2 separate regions of the Homo sapiens genome follow, and region 2 is linked to region 1. Evidence: chromatin contacts called from ENCODE Hi-C or POLR2A ChIA-PET data. All regions are on one chromosome and are shown on one strand. The core of a region is the stretch at or near the end of the contact, and the rest is flanking DNA. Distances in the headings are between cores, read along the strand shown.

Region 1 (3,141 bases), core at 529-3,028:
TTTGGGGAGGCGGGGTCGGGGGCAGGGGCAGGGACAAGTAAAGGACTCTGACCTAATCCTGGGGAATGAAACCCAATTTTACTTTTTCAAAATGTCAGTGTTAAGCACTTGCACATTCAAGCAGGCCTGCAGGATTGATCTCCAGCTACCCAGTCAGTCCACATTAACCCCAACACGAGGAAGACATTTCCATTCCACACAATGGTAATGGCTAAAGCTGAGATTAAGCAATGCAGCTGGATTAGGGCTGCAACTGGTGACCTTAATTTTACCCATCATTGGAGCCTGTGTACATTTGACTCTTCTTAATTGCATTTGCCTAATTTAAACAGACAATAGTAGCCCAAGACATTTTTTCACCCCCAAATAATAAAAAAGGAAGAAGAGCGTTTTCCTAGAAATTAACCACAGGACAGTGTTGTTATGTCTGCTGCTTGGGTAACAAAAGCAGCTGTTCTCTTTCTCTTGCCCCATTAACATACCAGCACTGGGGAGGACCCATTGAGATATTATCCACCTTTGCATAACAATACAACTTTAAAGTCTCATAGTGCTTCTTTAGCGAAATATTTTAAAATATTAATATCATCCCAGCTGTAAATAACCATGATGGAATTCATAGAGATTAAAGTTTTGAGATCCGCCTTAGGTGTACCTTCACATTTTCTTGTTCATTGAGTCCTAACTTCAGTAAAATTAGTTTTTTTAGATAGAGCTCTGAACACTTGCTGTGACTGTCACTTCATGTTGAATTTATCATATAGAATTTAAGGCGGAAGACTGGGGAGCAATCTGTCACAAACGATTGTATTCGTAATCGTTGAGGGTTGGGATGGGGGCTGGGGAGAAGATAAGCATCCTAGGGCCGCTCTTGTCGCCTGCACCATTCATTCGGCTCCAGTGGCATCGGTGAGGCGATTTGTGTAGGCTGAGTGTGTAATGTGTTTCCTTCAAGCCTGCCTTGATGGTTCTGTCTATGCTGTACTTCATGCACATAAATGCCTCTCAGGTTTTTTCAGCTAAGTGATAACTCAGCTTGTCTTTCCCGGTGAATTCGGTAATAAATAGATATATGGGCTAGACGTGGGGTGTTCTGACTTAGTTAGATCCTCTCGTGTCCTGGAATAGACAAGTGGACTCAATCATTGTGCTAGCAACAAGATACATACTTTCCAGGGAAGCACGGGGTTTTATGCTAAGTTTACAATGACATGAACTGAAAAGCAATTCAAAGTCAAGGTTAGTATGACAACCTCACATCCGTCTAGGGCATCTAGAGGGGAAAACGGTCAAAATGCAACATTATTTTCTTTGAAAACTGAACATCTGTTAGGGGATTTTGAAATGATAGAGAAGTAGAACAGTTGAGTTGCTTCTTGAACTCATTTAATGTGTACATTTTACTCTGGGAAGTAAGTATTTTCCCAAGACTGCTATTCAGCGCTGCATTTTTTTCCTCTGATGTGCCAGGCGTTTCTTCACAACCTCTGGATGTTGCAAGTCAAGTACTCTTAATAGCTTGCAGATCTATATCTGGGTATCAAAATCACAGGCTTTTGAACTTTGCCAATCAGAATCCCACATTACATTTCCTTTTTATGTCACATGCTCAATGAGCTTAATTGACACATGGAAAATTTCCTGTATACATCTTACTCAAGGCAACACTGGAAATTTGGGTTTATGGAATGCGTCGGCAGCCCTGAACGCTCTTGGCTTCTTCGCTGCTGGCTTGGTCTGTGGCCCAGAATGATGCAAGTTAGGCGTAGCTCAGAACTCTCAAATTAGCTGCTGGGGCGGTGTTAGGAGTGTGTTCAGGCTCAAGAGCCATTTTTGAGGGCTGGAAGAGGGAGTGGGGAGGCTCTGGCCCACTCCCCACTGTGAGGCAGCGGAGGTTACCGTTGTTTGTGAAGACTCAGGCCGTTAACTTCTGCAGGAAATCTGCCCTCATTCCCAGCCTGCAGTATGGCTAGGGGCCTCATCCTGGGCCCCTGTGGGATACTGGGATTATTCTGTCTGTAGCACTTATCATATTACACTAAAGATCTGCTCATGGTTCTCTCCTCCAACTAGACGGGGGAGGCATTGAGAGACAGGACTCAGCACCCAGCACTGTGTCTGACCTGCAGAGATAGTAAAGGCAGCCTAGGTGCTGGGTAGGCTCTAAGACTAAGCAGGACTGGACATGGGGATGCCAATGATAATAACAGCTCCTAATTATGGAACAGGTACTCAGTGATCATAAATGCTAGCCTAGGTGATTCCCTACACCCATTTTACAGATGAGAAAGGTAAATAAGATGTAGCAAGGTCAGGTAGTGTTCACAGGGTAAATTAGGAAGCCAGATAACTGAAAGGGGAACTGGGAAATCCCAGGCTATTCCTTATGCTCTGAACATACACACCTCTGATTTATCTGAAGAAAGATAATACTTCCATGATCAAAATACAATGGAATAGCACTTACAGAGCTAGTGAAGCCTAGAAAGAGTCCAGGCCTTGCTGCAGTTTTCTTCCAGTGGCACTCAGAGGGGTTTGTGTTTTCAGTTTCTGTATTATTTTTTGGCCTATGCAGTATTTCGTTCTTAGCATTTTGCAATAAATTGGTGGTCTCTCAATATTTCTATGTATCTGGTTTTACCATGTCCCAGTTGTGTGATCTTGGAAAATTTACTTCTGTGTTCCTCTGTTTCCTCTGCTGTGAATGTGGGGATGGAGGGTTGTCTTCAGGAGTGACCATTCTAATATTTGCCAAGATCCTAGAATGGTGCTTAGCACGTTCTGAGTGGGCAGCAAACATTAGATGTTCTGATTTACGGTTCTAGCTGTCCCTGTCTCTTCTCTCTTCTGCTTGCCACTGTCCCCACCTACCTGAGCTTCCCTCTTGTGGCTGTGCTGCCCACAAGCGTGTTGGGTGCTGGGAACTTTGGGTGGCGCATTTGCTGCATCTGTCAGCCTGGGATTAGGGGCCAGTGGTCCACGCTCATCCTCTCTGAGAGGCAGCCGCTTCTGCAGGGGCTGCCATGGATTGTGGCTTGTCTGTAAGTGGCCTGCTTCTCTGGCCTTCGCCCCCTTTCCATCTATCAAAATCTCTCTCTGTCTCCCTGCCTCTCTCTCTCCCTCCTCTCAAAGGCCTCGAGC
Region 2 (3,430 bases), core at 336-2,835, 100 kb before region 1:
AGTTGGAGGTTTGAAGGCAAAGTTAACGTGGAAGTTCTTTTTAAACTGCCAAATGGTGTAGAGGTGTGGTTATTCTTGAGGGAACCAGCTGTTCCCAGTGTCAGGCTCTGCTCTTTCATTTTTCCCTCGTTCCCTTCCTCATGTTCTGCTTCCTTCCATTCCCTAGTTTATCCCTGCCCCTGCCTAAAGCCCACCAGGGCATCCATGGGACTTAGCTTTCTGTCCCGGAGGTGGCTCAAGCAGGGTGGACATACCTTTCTGAAATTCTTATCTATGTCTTAGGAACTTTTACAGTGGAGCTGTTGTGTATTGATGCAGCGGACTGGATGTGGCTTTCGAATAGTGATTGTCTGCTTTTATTTTGTTTACTGCTTAATCTGCTGGGGTCAAGTTACCGAAACTTCTACGTATAAAGACAGTCCTTGCCTGAATTTCCGAGGGAATCTTGCCCCAGAAATCAAGCCTTTGGTTGCAACGGGCTGCCTGGCTGCCTTCGGCTTCCCTCTGTGTTCCAGCCTGACTGGCATATGCATACACTGTTTCCTCATGTTGCCTCTTGTTATTCTTTTTAATTGTCCCTTAATGTACGTTTTTTTTTTCGTTTAGGCAATTTGAAATAGAGCATGTGCAGCTCTGCATAATAATATATGATAGGAAACATTTCAAGGAATAAATTATTAGAATTGTTTACATGCATGGTTCAAATTTACTGGCAAATTGCTTAGGCCTCAGTTTTATGATGTAGCTGCCAGCTAGGCTCCTTCAGGGTGAAACTCTGAAATAGGAGAAGCTGCCCAGCGCTGTCCCTTCCCAGCACTTCCTCTCCTTGTTCCTGCCCTTTCAACACCTCCCTCCTTTCCCGCCCCCAAATAACTCTGTGGAGCTGCCAGGCCTTTTGCACCTTAATGTGAAGACATTTCGTGGGTCCTCCCCGGACCCGCCCCCAGCAAAGGTGAGGTGCGCAAAGGAATAAATCTCCAATGGTGTAATTTTAGACACTGTGGCAACTGGGCAGCGCGGCTATTTTTGGCCATGGGGCTTTCTCCTTGACCTGAGATGATATTGCCTGGCTGCTGCCAGTGCACCCGGCCAACCCTGCACGCGGTCCTTTTCGCAACGTGTTTGCCATTCCTGGGGGCTGGCTTCTTCCTCTTTCTGTCAAGCAGCTCTGTGCTCATGCACGATGCTGTGTGTTTGAGCAAGGGTGTGAAGCGGTCGACGCGTGCCCACCTAGGCTTGCCCCAGGGTGACACTCTCAGGCAGTGGTCAGGCCACCTCTGAGGGGCAACGCAGATGGAACAGACGTCCTTTCACATTGGGGGTGGGGGAAGATTTCCGGTCCAGTTTCTGGGTCTCCCTCAGCCTCCATACTTGATCAGCTGCTCAGCGACCATTCTATGAGTCACTCCTTCTCTGGGTAAGGCGAGCCAGGCAGCCTCCAGGCCACAGGGTTCATGCATTCCCGCCCACACTGCTTCATTTGAAGCCGCATCCTCACAGAGATTCTTCTGACCACCCGGCTTGCTGTCTTCCCACTCAAGCTCCTCATGCAGCTGCTGTCTACAGACCCCCTGGACTGCCTGGGGAAGTGAGTCGGAGCTCCTGCAGCAGAGGGGTGGAACAGCTACACGAAGATCCGAAGGTGGCCAAAAATAACAGCGCTTTCCAGATGAGGGTAATGTTATAGCCAAGATCATCGCTGGGGTAGGGTGTCTTGTTCTTTGTTTTACAACCTAAAAAGTACACAGAAGACTCAAAGATCATTCAGGAAGGAGGAATCAAGTCAGTACAGAACAGAGAAATGGGAGCAGTTAAAAACAAAGGAATTGAGTTTCTTTATGCCAAAAGAGAGAAAACAGAGGCCTTTTATAGATAGAGAGAGAGCCCTGGCTATCTGGATGGAAGATCTGTTTTCTCCAGCTTCCATGGCCGCAAAAGAAGGGGAGAATTCTGAATTTGCAGAGAGAGAGAGAGAGAAAAAGTGAGAGAGAGAGAGAGAGAGAGAGAGAAAGGATATAAGGAGAGACTGACCAAGGAACAAAAGAGCAAGGAGTTAGACAAAAAGGGAGAAAAAGATCAAGAGACAATGTTGCCGTCTCTTATCTGCTATTGGATGAAATTTAATAGAAACGTATTGAGAACCAACTATATCTAATCCAGTTATCTATTTCTGCATGACAAATCGCCCTGAAATTTATTAACTTAAAATCACAAAAATCAAGTTATGATGATCTGTCATTGTTTTGAGTGTTGACTGGGATCAGCTGGGTGGTTCCCACACAGTCTTTCTTGAGGATAAAGATGAGGTCTGGCGGAGGCCAAGGCTGGAGTCATCACTGAGGCTGCCTCACTCTCATGTCTGCTGGTTGATGTTGGCCATGGCTGCGACCTCAGCTGGGGCTGTCAACTGGAACCCCTGCATGGGGTCACTCCATGTAATCTGAACTTCCTCACGGCATCTCATCCTTGCACTTCTCACATGGCCACTCAGGACTCCAAAGATGAGTGTCCCAAGAGAGTAAGGTTGAGGCTGAATGATTCTTTATTTTATTTTATTTTTTTTCTTGAGATGGAGTCTCACTCTGTCGCCCAGGCTGGAGTGCAGTGGCGTGATCTCAGCTCACTGCAACCTCCACCTCCCGGGTTCAAGCGATTCTCTTGCCTCAGCCTCCAGAGTAGCTGGGATTACAGGCGCCCGCCACCACGCCTGGCTAATTTTTGTGTTTTTAGTAGAGAAGCGGTTTCAACATGTTGCCCAGTCTGGTCTCGAACTCCTGACCTCAAGTGATCTGCCCGCCTCGGCCTCCCAAAGTGCTGTCATTACAGGTGTGAGACACTGCACCCGGCCCAAATTATCCTTTTTGACCTACCAAGTGACCTTTTCTATTGTCCACCAATCACTAAGATCAGCTCAGATTCAAGGGCAGGGCATTTAGATACCTCCTCTGGATGTGGGGAGTGTTAAAGAACTCATGGACATGTTTTAAAACTGCTGAAGTGTCCAATCATGGTGTCAGCTACTCCCAGCCTCTCATCTCCAGGAGCTTCCAATCTCCAATCTCGTTGAAGCTATCAAAGTCAATTAAGTATTCTGTGAAAAGTAATAAAATAAGTACCCATTCACCAGGTGAGTGAGGTGATAGAAGAATGGGTACCAAGTGGGATACAAGATGAACACTCGCATTCGTGTAGGTCACAGACAGAGTGTACTTCGGAAGGCCTGTGGCCACTGATCATTTGGAGAGCATTGAAGGCAAATAGGACAGCAGTGGCCAAGGTTCCCTTACTCTGGAGTGGGGGTGCTTACTCGCCTTATTCAAACTTCTATGTCTGTGCTCAATGATTTATTTATCCTCCTCTGCCCCGCCTTGGTATGACCAATTGTCCTTTATTTCAATTACATCATTCTGCAATGGTCCAAAAACCTTGC

The links. Hi-C counts contacts between places; a loop is a spot of excess contacts on that map. ChIA-PET counts read pairs that join two places held with the same protein, here RNA polymerase II (POLR2A).
Region 2: a loop to region 1 is called in a map of right cardiac atrium, with 3 times the contacts of the local background. The contact joins two enhancer-like sites. A Hi-C loop is called at or near these places in 4 of 168 maps with a recorded cell type or tissue (PC-9, Right ventricle myocardium superior, heart left ventricle and 1 more). POLR2A ChIA-PET finds 5 or more read pairs at or near these places in 3 of 52 experiments (Caco-2, HepG2 and naive thymus-derived CD4-positive, alpha-beta T cell).

What each region holds. Positions count from the first base shown.
Region 1 is chr15:96,180,573-96,183,713 of GRCh38, reverse strand. All of the region lies in intron 3 of NR2F2-AS1 (NR2F2 antisense RNA 1), which reads left to right. The region is part of intron 1 of LOC112268156 (a long non-coding RNA gene); the gene reads right to left. Among named protein-coding and RNA genes, the nearest start is that of NR2F2-AS1, 140 kb to the left of the region's middle. RefSeq lists enhancers at 165-666, 2,973-3,141. Within about 2 kb of position 1,778, at least 9 of the 41 ENCODE cell types and tissues checked have a DNase peak (open chromatin) inside an H3K27ac peak, as active enhancers do.
Region 2 is chr15:96,283,571-96,287,000 of GRCh38, reverse strand. All of the region lies in intron 2 of NR2F2-AS1 (NR2F2 antisense RNA 1), which reads left to right. Among named protein-coding and RNA genes, the nearest start is that of NR2F2-AS1, 42 kb to the left of the region's middle. Within about 2 kb of position 1,585, at least 8 of the 41 ENCODE cell types and tissues checked have a DNase peak (open chromatin) inside an H3K27ac peak, as active enhancers do.